Linked DNA regions of Homo sapiens: region 2 is linked to region 1. Evidence: read pairs that join two places in POLR2A ChIA-PET (ENCODE). Cell type or tissue: GM12878. All regions are shown on one strand.

What was found. Peaks named below come from ENCODE experiments on the same cell type or tissue, not always from the same donor. Only the 100,000 strongest peaks of a DNase experiment are listed, where the experiment ranks them.
Region 2: POLR2A ChIA-PET joins it to region 1 with 7 read pairs; 5 of 35 experiments call an interaction of 5 or more read pairs at or near these places.

The regions. Positions count from the first base shown.
Region 1 is chr16:57,542,155-57,546,154 of GRCh38, reverse strand. ADGRG5 (adhesion G protein-coupled receptor G5) reads right to left here and starts at 3,512. Exons shown (of 12, transcript NM_001304376.3): 1 at 3,454-3,512. RefSeq lists enhancers at 1,749-2,058, 3,563-3,732 and a silencer at 2,119-2,168. In GM12878, no CTCF peak of the experiment used is centred here; DNase peaks (open chromatin) are centred at 1,704 and 3,614; H3K4me3 peaks cover 4,000 bases; H3K27ac peaks cover 3,691 bases.
Region 2 is chr16:57,600,335-57,604,334 of GRCh38, reverse strand. The region is part of intron 1 of LOC105371291 (a long non-coding RNA gene); the gene reads left to right. It also overlaps the pseudogene HMGB3P32. Among named protein-coding and RNA genes, the nearest start is that of ADGRG1, 26 kb to the left of the region's middle. RefSeq lists an enhancer at 4,000. In GM12878, a CTCF peak has its summit at 3,781 (motif pointing left); a DNase peak (open chromatin) is centred at 2,164; H3K4me3 peaks cover 408 bases; H3K27ac peaks cover 1,843 bases.

The DNA.
Region 1 (4,000 bases):
GAGACCCTGTATCAAAAATAAATAAATAGAGCCAGACACGGTGGCTCACACCTGTAATCCCAGCACTTTGGGAGGCCGAGGCAGGAGGCTCACCTGAGGTCAGGAGTTCAAGACCAGCCTGGCCAACAAGGTGAAACTCTGTCTCTACTAAAAATACAAAAATTAGTCAGGCGCAGTGGAGCGTGCCTGTAATCCCAGCTACTCGGGAGGCTGAGCCAGGAGAATCGTTTGAACCCGGGAGGCAGAGGTTGCAGTTAGCAGAGATCACATCACTGCACTCCAGCCTGGGTGACAGAGCAAGACTCTGTCTCAAAAAATAAAAATAAATAAATGGTGAACTTGCACATGTGAGAAATAATATAAGCACAGCTACATTGTTTGTAAGAGCAAATAACTAGAACCAGCACAAATATCTATGAACACGGGACTAATTAAATAAACTGTAACTTATTCCTACAACATTAGAATATGCAGATGAAAAAGTGGAAGCTCTGCTCTTATTGACATGGAAAGCTCTCCAAGACGTATTTTCAAGTGAAAAAGCAAAATGCAGAATAGTTTGTAGAGTATGCAACTTATTGTATCAACTGGGGCACTTTTGTATCAACTGGCACATCCAAGCCCAGCTATTGTAGAGACGTGGTTTCAGCATGTTGCCCAGGCTGGTCTCCAACACCTGGGCTCAAGCGATCCTCCCACCTCAGCCTCCCAAAGGGCTGGGATCATAGGAGGAAGCCACCAAGCCCAGTCTCCACTCCAGTGTCATGAAGGAATTTGCCTGTTTCTTCCAGTACTTTTATAGATTCATTTTTCAAATTGAAATCTCCAGTCCATTTGCATTGATACTGGGATGCACTGGGAGATATAAATCCAATTTCATTTTTTCTCCAGGTGGTCACCCATTTTTCTTAACATGAATTTTTTAAATATATATGTTTATTTTTAATACGAAATAGAGACTATGGAGTCACAGAGGACTGGGTTCTTATTTATTTGGTTATTTGGTTATTTATTTGGCTGTGCTATTTACTTACCCTCTCAGAACCTCAGAGAAAAGACAAGGGACAAGATTTGGGGGAGCCGGGTGTGGTGGCTCATGCCTTAATCCCAGCACTTTGGGAGGCTGAAGCAGGAGGATCACTTGAGCCCAGGAGTTTGAGACCAGCCAGAGTAACATAGGGAGACCCCATCTCTACAAAATTAAACATTAAAAAACCTAACCCAGCATGGTGGCATGAGCCTGTGGTCCCAGCTACTCAGGAGGCTGAGATGAGAGGATTACTTGAGCCTGGGAGCCGTGATTGTGACACTGCACTCCGGCCTGGGTGACAGAGTGAGACTTTGTCTCCAAAGCAAAACAAAACAAACAAACAAACAAAAAAACAGAAAGGTTTGGGGAGGCAAAAGAAGCTACTGAAGGAACTCATTCAGGAGAGATAACTCAGGCCCAGTAGTGGAGGACCTGACAGCACAGAAAGGATCTTGGGCCAATTTGTCCACCCCTTCACTATACTGTTGGTGAAACTGAGGCCCAGAGAGATAGATGGATTTGACCTGCAAGGTGTAAGACCAGGCTCTTACCCCCACTGGTTCCAGGCAGGCACTGAGGGAAGAAAAGCCTGACCCTACCACACAACTGAAGAAATTGAGGCCAAAGCAGAAGTGATACCTCCCCCAGGCACTCCAGATAGAAGCTGTGGTTTCCACCCCCTTTCCCAGGAGCAAACCACAGTCTTCACTTCTGCTTGCAACCTCCAAATTCCCCTCCACATCCCTTCAGAGAGGTCACCATGCACCATCCCCCCACACGCTGAGCCATTTCATTCTCCACCCTGCAATTCATTATTTGTGGCCTTCTAGGAAACAGCAATCCCTTATCTGACTTCCAGGATGGTTCCAGTTGATGGTGGGGAAACCGAATACTGCGTAAGAGGAGTCTGCTTGAGGTTCTACAGCAGGCCAGTGGGCAAGCTGGGACTCAAACCCAGGCCTCCACGGTCCAGGGCACTACCCCCTGCACACTGCAGCCTCCCAAAGATGGTTGGGCAGCTGAGTTGCTTTGCAGACAAGTAAGACTCTATTTAGGCCAATAGAGAAATGAGGAGCTGTGGAGCACAGGACAGAGCCTTTGGAAGATGAGAATTTGATAACCAGTTGCAGTATTCAGTGCCTAGGCTGTGTGACACTGGGCAGGCACCTGACCTCTCTGTGTCTCAGGTTTTCTCATCTGTAAAATGAGGCCAAGGAAATCTATTTCCCAGAAAGAGAAATTCAAACAACAATTTCCCTGATCCTCTCCTGGGAATCAGGCCCTGAGAAAGGTCCAGGGCTCTGATCAAAGTCCTTGGCCAGGAATACATCTGAGCACAAGGCTTGGGAACCCCTGCCTTCCTCCCTACAGCTGACCATGCACCCCCGAAGCCCACCTCTCCCCAGCAGCACGAAGGCCTACTGAGCCAGCCATTCTCCGCACACAGCCCCACCTGCCCCTGCCAACCACAGTCTGGAGCCCCTGCCCCTGGCCTGGGTGAGGAATCAATCAACCTGTGGTCTCTGCAAAAAAGCACTAACAGGCCAGGAACGGTGGCTCACGCCTGTAATCCCAGCACTTTGGGAGGCCAAGGCAGGTGGATCACCTGAGATCAGGAGTCCGAGACCAGCCTGACCAAAGTGGCGAAATCCCGCCTCTACTAAAATTACGAAAATTAGCCAGGCATGCTGGCTGGTGCCTGTAATCCCAGCTACTCAGGAGGCTAAGGCAGGAGAATCGCTTGAACCTGGGAGGTGGAGGTTGCAGTGAGCCGAGATCGCACCACTGCACTCCAGCCTGGGCAACAAAGCAAGACTCCGTCTCAAAAAAAAAAAAAAAAAAAAAAGCCCTAAGAAATGCTATAGTAACCCTATTTCCCAGGTTGGGAAAGAGAGGCCACCCTGGAGCCCAACAGGAAGTCTGTGACCAAGCCAGCAGCAGGTCCATTTACCTGAGACATGCTGTCCCCAGGATCCAATCCAGGTCACTCTGAAAGGAGCTGCACCTGCTCCAGATTGCCAAGCACAAACTGTGTGCCAGGTCCTCTACTGAGCCCCTGACAGCCATCCAAGGTGCAGGTTCCCAGACTCACCCCATTTTACAGATGAGAAACTGAGGTCCAGAAAAGAAACCTCTCTTCACTTGTCCCAGACCTCGCGGGGAAGCTAAGATTCGAGACCCATGCCTAACCACTTCTTAATTTAAATTGCCCCTCCTTCCAAAAGCACAGATCTCTACATTGCCCCAGATGTGGAGCTGCCAACCAGAAAGGGAAGGAGGGTGGGTCCCCAGCTTGCTCACCAGGATATCACCAGGTCTGTGCCCACCTGGACATGGGTATGGCCAGTGCCCACTGAGGGGCCTGTGGATAAGGACAGAGAACTGGGCAGAGGAGAGTGGGGAGAGGCCCGGAGGAGGCTGACCTGAGAAGCTGCCGCTGCCGTCTCAGCTGCTGTCTCGGCTGCTGTCTTGTAGCTTCTGCAGGAAGAAGGGGAAGTCGGGAGGCGTCTGTGGGTGGCCTCTCCCTTTGCCCCACACCTGCACCCCCACTGCACTTCTCTCTGCTCCCTTCACCCCAGGCCCAGGCACCACACTCTCACTTCACTTCTTCTTTCACCAGCAGCAGCCTCTTTGCTTCCTTCGAGCTGTCGGTCATGCCCTGGTCACCCTTTGAGGGTATCACCCCGTAGAGTCTGCAGCTACTTCCTGGGGTGGCTGCTCCTCTGTGGAGGTGCTCAAGGACATGGCAACGTGGCCTTATGCAGTGCGCAAGACCCACCTGAGCTCTGCACCTTTGGGCAAGACATGTTGCCCCTCTGGGCCTCAGTTTTCCCATCTATAGAAAAGGGAAAATGATCCCTGCCTGACCTGACAATTGATGGCATATTGATGATGGCAAAGACCTCAGGCAGCAGCTTGGTCAGACTGCCTGGGTTCAAGTACCAAGCCCACCACTTACTGGGTGGGTGA
Region 2 (4,000 bases), 58 kb before region 1:
GCACACCAGCTTGGGCGACAGAGCGAGACTGTGTCTCAAAAAACAAACAAACAAAGGTTTGGAATTATGTACAACTTTGATACAGTTTCAGGGTGCTCTGGACACCCACGGCCACTTTATGTAAACCACTGACAATTTCTAGAGCACTCTGAGAGACTGCAATATGATCGTGATCAAATTTTGTAATTAAAACTAATGAGGGCAACAGATATTTCTCAAATGAGAGATGAGTCAATTACAACGCGGTCCCCAACCTTTTTGGCACCAGGGACCGGTTTCATGGAAGAAAATTTTCCACGGACGGGGGTCAAGGGTGGGGGCAAGGGGGGGATAGTTTTGGGATGAAACGGTTCCACTTCAGATCATCAGGCATTATTTAGATTCTCCTAAAGAGCACTCAGCCTAGATCCCTCTCATGTGCAGTTTACAACAGGGTTCAGAATCTAATGCCACCGCTGATCCGACAGGAGGCTCAGGTGGTAATACTTGCTCGCCTGCCGCTCACCTCCTCCTGTGACGCCTGGCTCCTAATGGACCACAGACGAGTACTGGTCCATGGACCGGGGGTTGGGGACCCCTGAATTATGACACTCCTCTGCTCTAAGATATTGACAAGGAGATGGATAAACAGGTTTTTTAATTCCTCCTCCTCCTCCTCCTCTTCCTTGTCTACCTTTTTCCAGGCAACTTTAACTTTTGCACCATCGAACTTTCCTTCAGACTTCGAGTCAGCAACACCCTTCTCACACTTCTTCAGCTTGCTGCCGTAGTGATGTCAGGCAGCTTTGCACTGTCACTCAAGTTATTCCATATCTCACTCAGCCTTTTTGCCACATCTCCAATAGAGATGCCAGGGTTTGTGGATTTGTCCTCGGGGCAGAATTCTGAACAGAACAGGAAGAATCCAGATGGTAGCCTTTTGGGGGCTTTAGGGTCCTTCTTCTTGCCTCCCTTAGCTGGTCCGTAATTCTTTATTTCCCAATCATAGAGTACTTCATCCACCTCGGTCATTTCGTCAGGCTTAGACTTCTCTTTTCCACACATTGTCTTCCGCCTCTCAGAGCACTTCTTGGAAATTTCTGTGAAATTGACAAGAACCTCTGGGTTTTTCTTCTTGCATTCTTCTCTGCATGTCTGCATAAAGAAGGCATAAGCAGACATCTCACCTTTTGGTTTCTTGGGGGTCATCTTTAGCCATCCTGACTATATTGTCGCTAGTCTGGGCAACGCAGGGCACCTGCTTTACACATTTTTAATTGGGCTTTTTGCCACTTTCTTACTGATTCATAGGACCTCTTTGCATATTAGAAACCTTAATTCTTTAATACATATGAGCCAAATATTTTCCCAGGATCTTCTGCATGCTTTTAGCTAAATTCTTGGTGTCATTGGTCATAGAAAAGTTTTGCATTTTTATATAGTTAGATGTAGTCTTCCTTTATGATTTCTGGCTTTCATGTCTTGCTTTAAAAGGCTTTTTCTGATTGGAATTTATTTTTAAAATACTCTCCTATATTTTCTTTTTAATACTTTTAGAGTATTTGTTTAACATTTAATTCATCTGGAATTTTTGTGTGCATGAACATGATGTGAGGTAGGGGTCTAATTTTTTGTGGGGTGAGTCTTTTTAAAAATTGATACATAATAGTCATACATACTTATGAGGTACCTGTGATATTTTGATCCATGCACACAATGTGTAATGATTAAATGAGGATAATTAGGATAACCATCACCTCAAGCATTTATTATTTCTTTGCATTGGGAACCTTCCAAATCTCCTATTCCAGCTATTGTGAAATAAAGTATAAATCCTATTAACTATAGTTGCCCTATTAGAATCTAGTTTTGTTTGCATCTGAATGGAGAACCAATTGTCCCAACACCATTTACCGATTAAGTCACCCCTTCCTGCCTGACTTGTGATGTCCCTTTGTCAAAGGCATCTCTCTGTCATTTTATGCACTCTTCTTGTGGTTGGCACATGGCAGAACTCATAAATGTTGACTTTGGGAGCAGCTGAAATGTCAGCTGAATGACAGCGAGCATACGCCACAGTGCAGCTGACCACAGAGCTCACCTCGCAGCTCAGAAGTCAGAACGAGAAATGAATATGAGTGGCTCCCAACATCAGTGAATATTTGTGGCTTTGGTTTTGATGTTGTTTTCAAATCAACTTTGCTTATCTACAATAAAATTTCCACATTTTAAGTGTACAGGGTGATGACTGATGACTTGGCAAACATGTACACTCTCGGACCAAACACACCAACCAAAATATAGAACACGTCCATCTTTCAAGAAAGTTCCTTTGGGGCTCTTTGCAGTCAACCTCCCCTCCACTTCCACCCCAGGCAACCACGATTACCTGAAACCACACGTGTGTAGCACATTGATAACATTTTCAGAGAAATAAATAACCCAGCTGCAGCATGAGCTTGTTGGCTGAGGAGGAAGGCCAACTTCCCCTAAGGGACAGGACTTCTCTCTTGAGGCCGACAAACTCCCCCCTGGGCTGGTTTGGTTAAGAAGAAATGGGGTAATCCAAACCAGGTCTCCCCAGCTTCAGGTAGGCAAGTTCTGTTCCAGTGGTTTTTAACAAGTCTAGAAATCGGCCAGATATTTACTTAATATTTTCTTCTAGATCAACTGGCCTTTTTACATGTAATTCAAAATGATCACTTTTAAAATAAAATATAATATCCCATTAAATGATGAAGGGCACACGCCATAATTAACAAAGGACTAGTGATGATGTAAAATGAAAAATGAATCTCCTGTGCCATCTGAAATCACATGAATACTGCCTCAGGGGGCACCCACAGACATGAAAGAGGTAAGGGAAAAGCAGAGGAAGAATCTGGAACTTCATTCAGGTTGGAGGCTGGTGGTTAGAGGGGAGGGAGAGGGGCAGAAGGGCTGTCTCAACAGAGCTGAGGGGTGAGGGCTCCCTTCATCACTAAAGCAAAGGAGTTGCTTTGGGAACAAACCTGAGTCCACACAGTCCCTTCCTGCAAGGCCATGAGAAGGTCAGAAAACAGCCCCTTAGCTCATAGGTTCTGGGACCTTCCAGCCATAAAAGGAAACAGAGCAGTTTTTGAGGGGCCACTCAAGGGGAAAATACCTTTGGAGTCAGACAGACTGGGATTCACTTCTACTTAGGTGACACTGGGGAAGAGAGTAAGCTTTCTGGGCCTCAGTTTTCTCATCTGTATAATGGATATAATAGCAGTACCTCACTGTAAGGACCGAAAGAAGTGTGGTTTGTAAAGCACATTGCCCAGAAATGATAATCAGTCACCCTTCATTTGCCCTAGGATCCTGAAGGATACAAACACGTGGATATCAGCCTTTGCCCCAATGACTGAGTAGTTAATAAAATCAGTCCCCACTGAAAGAAGTGGGGCTGGCAGTCATGAGTTTTATTAATTAATTGCTCGTTAAAGTTTTTGCCAATGGGAGCAGTTAACTGCCTGTAGGCTGGCAGCCCTAACTAAATGAGAATGGATTCGGGGGTTGGCCTGGAAGCAGGGCAGGATTTGGGTGAGCAGAGGCTCTGGCCACAGAGGGCCTGTAGCACCTACTCCGGAACGCCTTGGCCAAGGCCTCTCCCAGTTCTGGCTTCCTCTGAGGATGGAGGCAAGGGGCCTGCAAGGGCCTGGCAGAGGCAGGAAGCGGGCACCGGTGGGCTGGGAATTACTCTTTGCATGACTGAGCTGACCCTTTCCCAGGCCATGCGCAAATTAGCTGCTGCAATCCCGCAGGCTCTGCCAGGTGACTGCTGCTGCCACCTGCAGGCACAGGTGAGGAGTGCTCGGTGGTCAGGCCCTTGCCCCAGTGCCCACACTCAGCACTGCCCTTTCCCCCGCGGGAGCACACGGAGATCACGGCCACACACTAGGAGGGACCATCACACCTTTGCCTGATGGGCAGGGCAGGAGGAGCCCTTGAGACTTATCTCAACTGTGCCTTACCCCATTTCATTGAAGGGGTGGGGAGG